Linked DNA regions of Homo sapiens: all the other regions are linked to region 2. The links are chromatin contacts, found by Hi-C or POLR2A ChIA-PET in ENCODE. All regions are on one chromosome and are shown on one strand. Each heading gives the region's core, a stretch centred on a gene start or an enhancer-like site at or near the end of the contact. The rest is flanking DNA. Distances are from core to core; before and after follow the strand shown. Region 1 overlaps VAV2 (vav guanine nucleotide exchange factor 2). Region 2 overlaps VAV2 (vav guanine nucleotide exchange factor 2). Region 3 overlaps VAV2 (vav guanine nucleotide exchange factor 2).

Region 1 (2,930 bases), core at 78-2,577, 41 kb after region 2:
TTGTTTTGTATTTGCTGAGCAAAACTTGTCATTTGGATGTGCTGGTATTTGCGGGGCACTGCTGCACTCCCGGCTCCTGTGGCCATGCTGCTAACAACTCCCAAGCTGCTTCTCACCCAGAAAGGGTCTGTTTTGTCAGGGGCTGCCAGAGGGCTTCACCGAGGCCACCTTTAAAGGGCTCACTCATCCCATGCTGCTGTTCTGCAAGGTACCATATTACTAAGTACAGCTCGTGTTCACAGTAGGTGCCAACACATTTCAGAGATGAGGAAATGGGAGCCCAGAGAGGTCAAGTGACCTGCCCAAAGTCACCCAGCAGCCAGGGCACCACCCACATGCAAATATCCCAGGGTGCTGCTTGCTTCCCTTCAAGCCCTCCCTTGCATGACATTTAAACAGATGCCTGGCTCCATGGAGGGCTCGGGATGCAGAAGGTCAAGAGCTCCAGGTGCACAGTGGCATGACGGGATCTCTCCTTGTCTCCCCTGGCCGGCAGACTGGTCAAGAGGAAGGTTTGGTGAGAAGCAGTAGCCGCTCCTCCTCCCTCTGCTCCCCCTAACCGGCCTGCCCCGTGATGTGGGCCTCCTCTGGATAGGCAGGACCCACCTGTCTCCTGGCATTGAAAGCCCAACACAGCCACTCCACAGATCTCCAAAGGGACAGGTGGCTAGCAGGCCGGAGACAGAGCAAGAGGCTCTGCAGATGAATACGGGGAACCCGCGGTGGGGGACAGGGAGCTGGCTGGCCCAGGGGCACAGGTTGTCACACACATGAGATGGGCGGGAAGCTGTCACAACTCACGGGGTGAATGGAGCTCCTGAGCGACAGACTCAGTCCCTGAGGAGGCAGGTGCGGCCTCGACATTGAAATCGCACCAAGTACATCTGTGAGTCCATGTGTGTGACAGCTCGCGTGTGTGGTCGTGTGTGCATGTTGCTTGTGCGTGCTACAAGTCTGTGTGCACTGCACGGCTGCGCAGCTGTATGTGCATGTGTGTACGTGTGTGTCTGGGGGTGGGCAACAAGAAAAGGCCCACGACGGCCACGTGCCGAATTCATAGACACCCTCCACTGGGTGCTGGCGTCATAGGAACGGAGCCCAGAGGGCGCTCTGTGTGCCGGACACCACACCAGGGAACCCCACGAGGCCATCCTGCGCTGCACATTTGCTAGACAGGAAAACCGAGGATCGGTCACTTGCCCAAAGCTCCCCAGCCAGATGCACTCCCCAGGCTTCCCTTCAGCCTGTTCCGCTTCCAGCAGCAATTTTCAAAAGGGGAAGAGGAAAGAAAATGAACCATAGAGACGGCGGGTTCGACCAAGGAGGCGGCGGCTGAGTGCTGCCTTCCTGTACGTGCTCGTGATTCGGGACCGGCGCTCAGGGAAGCTGGGGTCATGGAAGGACAGGGTCCTTCTGTGCTTCCTCACACAAGACTCGATGGGCCCATTATGCGGCCAGCCCAGCCGCACTCCCATGCTGATGCTACAAGGGGCCTTTCACAAGTAATGAGGAACTTGGCTCTGGAGTGTTTTTGGCTTTTAAGAGCTCTAAGCATTTAGGGAAAACAAAAATGAAAGCAATATTGCTGTACGTCCTTACAGTTATTTGGAAGAATGTTAGATCCCAAAGGGTTTGGCAACTACAGGGCACCCAAGCCCCCTCTCACACACCTCCTGCGGCAGACGTGGCTGATCAATCCCTCCGAGGAGCCGGGCGCAGGCCCAGAGCCCTCCTCCGTGGAGTCTAAGGAGGCACCAGCATTCGGTCAGCGCTGACACACAAGAACCTGTTTGTCAACCTGGAGTCAGCGCAAAGGCCCCAGGTCGGGTCGTACAGATGGAACCGGGTCGTACAGATGGAACCGGAGACAGAGAGGAGGCGTGGCGGGCGAGCCAGCCAAGGCCAGAACATGGTTCTCCTGCGTCCATGCATCTGTGGCCCCTGTGGACAATTTCTACAGCTGCTATGACCACAGCAGCCTCAGCCCCAAGCTTGGGGCGCTTTGCCCCAGGATGAACGTGTCACGAGCAGCTGATGAAGGGCTCTGGAGGGCCTGCAGCATCGATGGGGCAGCCCCTTCCATGGGTTCAGCATGGCCAGCTATGCTGGAGGAGCCCTGGCCCTCCATCGGCCTGAATTTCAGGCTTCCTAGCTGGCACTGGGGATGGGGGGAAGCTCAGAAGTCCACCACGGGGAACCACACTCCAGTGACCCAAAACCCAGGGCAGGGGCTGCTGGAGCAGACACCGGACCCCTGAGATAGCCATGGGGTCAGATGGGGCAAAGCCGGCCCCATGTGAAACCCACTGGCCTGAAAGGTTAGGAGCAGAAGTACCTCCCTGCAGGAGGAGGGATGCCCTACAGTAGCTCCCCAGGGCACCTCTGGCTGTGCCCACCCCACTCCCAGGACAGACAGAGAGCTGGGTGTCCCCAGGGGCCCGGCTCTCAGGCAATGATCAAACACCTCTTAGCCCACAGCCCCAGCCGACTCTTCCGATATCGCAAATGTCAAAGGATGACATTTTCCCTACTTTTATTACCTCGTCTGTTCCGAGTCCCAGTTAACAAACGAATGAAGACGCACAGCTGCATTTCCCTTCCTGCCTCCCTCCCTCTCCCGCAGACAGCCGCGGGGCAGGAGGAAAGGAATGTGTGTGTGCTGGGGACGAGGAACAGGGAGGAAAGACAAGAGGAATGATGTGCCACTCAAAACGACCAGGCATGCTGGGGAGCCCACCTGCACCGCCAGCTCCCAAAGCTTCAGGCCTCTGTGCCATTCACCAACGTCCAGGCCTCACCAGGCCACGCTTGGTGAGACTCACTGAGGAACGAGGTGGGGACTGGAGAGCTCAGAGGACAGGCTGTGGTGGTTGAGTCTGGATCCTGGATGGCAGCCCTGGCTCCATCCCCACCCAACCATGGCCTGCTCT
Region 2 (2,762 bases), core at 24-2,523:
AAGCACCTCAAGGCCCTGCCACGTCTGCAAGTGGCTCTGGAATCTCCGTGGCACAATTACATCACTCTCCTGTGGCTCTGTGGCAGGCTGCTGTGTCACACACTGATCCTTTTCACATCAGTGTCTCGGCTAGAAAGAAGCGTGTGGAGGCTCCGTGTCATCAGAGGCTATACTTCGTGGAAAAACTCCACACCCATGCCACACCAGTGTCTGGTCCACAGAGCAGGCCAGTCCTCATCACTTCGGAACAGGCGGGCCGCAGTGGGTCTCTTGTTGGCAGGAACTTGACTGTCGCTCCTGAGCCCCTGGAGGGGAGGCAGCGAGGGAAACTAGGGTTGTCTTTGTAGCCCTTCCTGTTTCTAGCTCTGTAACTGCAACCAGGATAACCTAAGCTTCGGTTTCCCATCTGCAACAGGAGAGTGACAGTTCCAAGGATCAGCCATCATGTACAAGACCAGTAGAGGCTGAGCATACAGTAGGTGCTCAATAAGTGGGAGCATGGCCTATCACCCCAGAGGGCGAAAGGAGGGGCTCATTCAATGAGACGGCATTTAGCACAGGGGCCGGTCTCAACACATAGTGTGGTCAGCATTAAAAATGACAGATTTTTTAAAACCTAGGAGACTAAAAAGTTGGATGGGGGTTGGTGCTGCGTTAGTTCCTGCTCAGCTGTGTTGCTTTTGTGGGTTTCAGGGATCATTCTTCTCTGTCCAGTGGTCCATGAGGAGGCCCGAGATGGCCAGGCAGGAATGTGGAAGCCCAGACGTGAATGGGCCTCCACGGCCAGACCTGGGCCCCAGCCCAGCTCCCTCCACCCCAGGCCAGTGACCACCCCTCCTTCCTTCCTGCCCCGTCTCATCCTTTCACTCCTGCTGTTTTCTGGGAGTCAGCTGCGCTGACAGATGCTAAATCCCGACCATTATTTTTGTCCTCACAATAGCTTGAAATCTTCCAGGAGGGGCCCCGAGCACGGCTGTAGCTCTCCAGGGACGGCAAAACCTGCCACCTTCACCTTCTGCCCGAGACCCTGAGGCCCCAGCCCAACAACCTCGCCCACCTGCCCCGATTCTGTTACAGAAAGGCAGCTGCTCAGAGGCCATTGCCCCCGCCGCCCACAGAAAATCAAAAGAAAACCAACAAACTCTGCTTTCTGCCCCTGGTGAGCCTGTGTGTTTACGGCGGACATAAAATAGTGTTGCTGACAGGCTGGGATGCGCCGCACTGGCCCCGGGCTGTCTGATGCTGCCAAGCAGGGTACCAAGCTGCCATTAGTGTGTTACTAGGAAACCGAGTCGGATGTTTCCTGACCTCCGTCCACACCTCAGGGTGCTTCATCCCCAGGGGACTGGGGTGGGGGCAGCAGAGAGAAGGCGCATCGAGCCTCTGAAGAAGCCGGCTGGGAACTGGATGGTGTGCATGTGGGGAAGGACGGACGGAGAGATAGACAGACAGACAGACAAGAACCGCTTTACACATCAGGGAGCTTGTTCTCACACGCCCTGGCAGACCCTCACCACGACCCATGAGGGAGGGAGGCCTTGCTTTTTCTACAGGTGGGGAAACCAGGGCTCAGAGAGGGCATGAGAGTCACCCAGCTCGCCAAGCCACATAGGCGGGTACCTGCACAGGCCCCAGCTACCAGATTCCCGGAAGGAGACCCGTCCACCGGACTGTCCCTCCTGGCCGTAACTCCCTCTTTTTGGGGGCTTCTTTCTAAGCAGTAAAAGAGCCTCCCACCATCTAAAAATATTCAGGAACCAAAAAAGAACAGCCCCTGGGCCAGGTCACAAGGACTAGGCCCAGGGGAATGTCCCGGGCCACAGCACAGGGTTTCATTTCCCCCTCTGCTATGTGAGGCATGCTGTGTGACCTCCGGCAAGTCACCTACCCTCTCTGAGCCTTAATTTGTGCAACTGCAAAATGGGGGCTGGAGCACCCACCTTGCAGAGTTGTGAGGGCTGAGATGAAGCGGCAAAGCCCAGGGCCTGGCTCTCAGGGGACAGGAGCAGGGATTGTCGAACAGCGTATGGACCTATGGCTCAGATCCTCCAGTATGGGAATCGTGAATGCTCTCGGGACCTCATTATCCCCAGCCCTTCCTCCTACCACAGTGAACCAGGCCCAGGCCTAGTTAGGTGTCCTCTCTGTGCTCTGCTCCTTTATGAATGACCCTTATGGAGCGTTTATCTCAGCAGTGAGAAACAGAAGCAGGAAGACAAGGGAAAGTTGGTGGCAGAGACTGTCCTGCTGTCCTTTCTAAGCATCTGGTGAAGGTGAACTTCAATTCAGCCTGGTAGGGTTGGGGGCTGCCTCTTAGAGAAGGTGACCTGTGGGTTGGGTTTTGTAGAATGAATAGGAGTTGGGCAATCGATATAGGAGATACTACGTACGTGATGGGACTTCTACAATAAAACCCAGCATGTGACGCTTGTTCATTTTAGAGCAATATTTCTTAAGTGCCACTGTGTGTCAGTCAGATCTACGCTGAATACAAGGGAAATAACGTCAAAAGGGAGAAGTCTTCCTCTTCCTGGAGTTCCAGAACAGCACGAGGAGGGCGATTTAGAGGGGGAGGGACCTTCATCAGACACAGCACAGCCCTCTCATTCGGGCCGAAGCCCAGCTGCCTACTCCTTCCTGGAAAATGGCAAGATGAATGCGTATGTCTTTAAAGCTGCCCTTCTGCGCCGGTCCCCTCCCTCTGCAGAGACTGCATTAAATGAGACCAGAGAGTTGCTGTGACCGAATCAGTCCTGAAAGCA
Region 3 (2,968 bases), core at 380-2,879, 35 kb before region 2:
GGCTTCAAAAACAGGTGACAAGCCGCCAGCCCGTAAGACCCTGAAGACTGGGGTCACCAGGAATCCTCTGGCATCATGGCCACTCCCAGCCGGTCACTGCTCTGTGGGCCGGGCGTGCCAGGCTCAGCCTCAAGGGTGGGATGGCTCATTCCAGCAGGACAGCGGAGCCTGCCTGGGACAGGCTGTGGCAGAGGGAGAGCCCTCTCACTCTGGACTGATTGTTAAAGAGGATGTCACTGCTTGAGGCTGGCGTCCCAGGGGTGATGGAGGTTGTCTGTGTCCCTGACGTTCCAACTTTGCCTCCCACCGCCCCTGGTCTGAGAGGAACCACAGACACAATCCACCTGGGCTTCCACCCCCCATACAACTCATCTGCCAGGGACCTGGGGGCTGCCGCCCTGGAACTCACATGGCCATCTCAAACTGCTCCATCCACTTCCTCTTCATATCTTCTGTTTTGCAGAAAAACTGGAAGCCCTGCTTTCCTTGAAGGTGAATTAGGTAGAAGCCGTAGGACCACTGCAGGGGGGAGAGGGGCCATGCTTGCAATAGACACGGCTTCAGACATCCTGGCACATGTCCACGTGTACTCTCGCCTGTGCAGCATGTGCACGTGTGTATATGCATATGTGCACAGGTGCCTGTGCCTGTGTGAACACATGTTCTCACGTGTGTACCTGCTCTCTTGCCCATGCTGTACGTGCACACGTGCCTCTGTATGCATGCATGTATAGCTGTGTGCCCATACCCTCACGTGAGAATACATATGCGCTTGTGCCTTCACCTCTGCATGCATACTAGTGTGCTCCTGCGTGCATGGGTGTGCATCTGTGCCTGCACGCGTGTCTATGCGTGTGCACCTGTGCATGAGTGTGCCCAGTGCTCCTGTGAGCATGTGCACACACACACTTGTATCTGTCCCTGCAGGTACACACATGTACTAACACGTATGATGCACATGCACCCATGCTGTGTGAGCTCTCCTGTGGGTGCTCTCCTGTGTGTGCTCTCCTGTGGGTGCTCTCCTGTGGGTGCACACACACATGCCTGGGCAGGTCTGCACTCCTGCCTGCGCCCATGTGCGAGGATGCTCCACCGAGTGCATATGTAGATGCATGTTAAGCGGGGGCAGGATCCCAGGAAGGATGAGCGCAGGGCCCCACCCAGGGCCCCTCCACGAGGCCTGACCACCCACTTTCACTTCCTAAATGTGATGCTAAAAAAACCTCACTTCTCTGAAGTAGAACAGTAACAACAAAAAGGCAGGGAACAGCCATGGGCCTGGGGCACCCCCCGTGAAGCCATCCCCGACTGAGCAACCCACAACTGCCCCCTTCCCTGCCTCCCCTTCGGCCACCCCACAGGCCTCGCCATCTCTCCGAGCTCTCGGACAAAGGGCTTTCAAAGTGGTCCAGAAAAAAGAGTTTGGCAAATAGGAGCCTACTGGGTTAGAAAAGATGGCGGGAAAGAGGAACGAAGGGAGGGATGGAGAGGGGAAGCGTGGAGCGGGGATGGGAGGAGGAAAGAAACAAGGAAAGAGAGAGGAAAAGGGGAGAAAGAGGGAGGGAGGAGGGAGAGAACACAGAAAAACAAAAAGGATGATGGAGAGCTGAAGAGAGACCAAGAAACCCCAGCCTCTGACCCCGAGCTCCAGGGACTGAGGATCACGGAGTTTTCCTTTCACACTGTCTTAGCGGGCAAGCCTTTCATCATGAATACAAATCATTTCATCATCGGGAAAGGGAGTGGAGGACGAAGGACCAAGAAAACCCTGAGCCCAGCCCCTCAGGCCCCTGGGTCCCCTGGCTCCGGGCAGAAGTGCCAGCACCAGGCTGGGATGATTGAGGCAGGTGGGAGGACCTGGGCGCTAGGTGCTTACCATTTTCCCGTGAGACTAGGAAGCATGGAGAGGAGAGGAAGGGGAAGACGGTCAGTGAGAGGCTAAGCCCGGCCCTGTGGTGGGTGCCGCAGTGTGGAGGCGCCAGGAGCCCTGGCAGGTGGAACACCCCCCAGTGCCCAGGCTGGGGGTGGGGTGATCAGTGGGGAAAGGAATTTCTTCCCAGAGTGTTGGGTGCTGGTGGCAGGACTGCCTCATGGGCCCCAGTTACTTGTTTTGGGCATGAGGGCAGGGAGGGTCACCCTCAACAGCTCATCCAGTCTGCACTTGCTGGGTCTGGACGAGGGCTACACTGCCAGCCCTGGAGGCCAGGGACTGGACTTTCAGAACAAGGGCTCCTGACCCCCGCCCCCCACCCCACCAGGGCTGCACACGGTAGCTGCTCAAGTGCCATGGGCAGAAGCCTCAGCTGAAGCAGGACTGAACCAGACAGCCAGCCAGCAATAGCCCTATAGCCATGGTCCTGCCCCACAGCAGCTTCGGCCCCGTCCCTGTAGCCCTGGCCCCACCCGCTGGCAGCCACAGGCCCACCTCTGCAGTCCTGGCCCCGCCCCAGCAGCCACAGGCCCCACCCCTGCAGCCCTGGCCCCACCCCAGCAGCCACAGGCCCCAGCCAGCTACATGTAGAGTCTCGGACAAGCCACAGCCAGACCTACCCACAGCCCTCCTCCAAGCACCGCAGGGTGGGACGGGAGAGGAAAGCCTGCTTGCTACAAGGGACAACATGGGCTAGAGTCAGGCTGGCCAGATGGAAAGCCAAGGTTGAAAGTCCCACCCTCACTAGAGGCCTTGGGGTGGCCTCTCCCCTCTGCCTCAGTCGCCTCACTGGGGAGTGGGATTCTGGTCTTGCCCACCTTTCTGGGGGGCGCTGGGCCCGGCGAGGAGCAGGCCTGCTATGAGCAGTGGTCACGACGGCGAGGCAGTGACTCAGAGAGGAGCCTTCCTGCAGAGCGGAGACGCCCACCCCAACCCACCCGGCCAGCATCAGCGGCTGACTTCGAGTCCCCTTCCCCTGGGGTCTGGAACCCAGTGCCTCTCTCCAGGCCACCCCCACGTTCCTGGGTAGCAGGG

The links. Hi-C counts contacts between places; a loop is a spot of excess contacts on that map. ChIA-PET counts read pairs that join two places held with the same protein, here RNA polymerase II (POLR2A). Pooled maps may share reads with other maps.
Region 1: a loop to region 2 is called in a pooled map, with 3 times the contacts of the local background. The contact joins two enhancer-like sites. A Hi-C loop is called at or near these places in 5 of 168 maps with a recorded cell type or tissue (CD14-positive monocyte, astrocyte of the cerebellum, endothelial cell of hepatic sinusoid and 2 more), 1 of 37 single-sample maps with no recorded cell type and 4 of 50 pooled maps. POLR2A ChIA-PET finds 5 or more read pairs at or near these places in 4 of 52 experiments (AG04450, GM12878, SK-N-SH and 1 more).
Region 3: a loop to region 2 is called in a map of B cell, with 7 times the contacts of the local background. The contact joins two enhancer-like sites. A Hi-C loop is called at or near these places in 2 of 168 maps with a recorded cell type or tissue (B cell and vagina), 20 of 37 single-sample maps with no recorded cell type and 7 of 50 pooled maps. POLR2A ChIA-PET finds 5 or more read pairs at or near these places in 4 of 52 experiments (B cell, RWPE1, activated B cell and 1 more).

Annotation. Positions count from the first base shown.
Region 1 is chr9:133,861,589-133,864,518 of GRCh38, forward strand. All of the region lies in intron 2 of VAV2 (vav guanine nucleotide exchange factor 2), which reads right to left. Among named protein-coding and RNA genes, the nearest start is that of SARDH, 120 kb to the left of the region's middle. RefSeq lists enhancers at 192-1,015, 1,016-1,838. Within about 2 kb of position 1,328, at least 16 of the 41 ENCODE cell types and tissues checked have a DNase peak (open chromatin) inside an H3K27ac peak, as active enhancers do; they include CD14-positive monocyte, where a contact is called at or near this core.
Region 2 is chr9:133,821,043-133,823,804 of GRCh38, forward strand. The region is part of intron 4 of VAV2 (vav guanine nucleotide exchange factor 2); the gene reads right to left. Among named protein-coding and RNA genes, the nearest start is that of SARDH, 84 kb to the left of the region's middle. RefSeq lists enhancers at 1,682-1,731, 2,072-2,161. Within about 2 kb of position 1,274, at least 3 of the 41 ENCODE cell types and tissues checked have a DNase peak (open chromatin) inside an H3K27ac peak, as active enhancers do; they include B cell and CD14-positive monocyte, where a contact is called at or near this core.
Region 3 is chr9:133,785,367-133,788,334 of GRCh38, forward strand. VAV2 (vav guanine nucleotide exchange factor 2) reads right to left here. Exons shown (of 30, transcript NM_001134398.2): 16 at 1,880-1,894; 17 at 410-519. Among named protein-coding and RNA genes, the nearest start is that of SARDH, 48 kb to the left of the region's middle. RefSeq lists enhancers at 903-1,312, 1,584-2,136 and a silencer at 2,423-2,582. Within about 2 kb of position 1,630, at least 5 of the 41 ENCODE cell types and tissues checked have a DNase peak (open chromatin) inside an H3K27ac peak, as active enhancers do; they include B cell, where a contact is called at or near this core.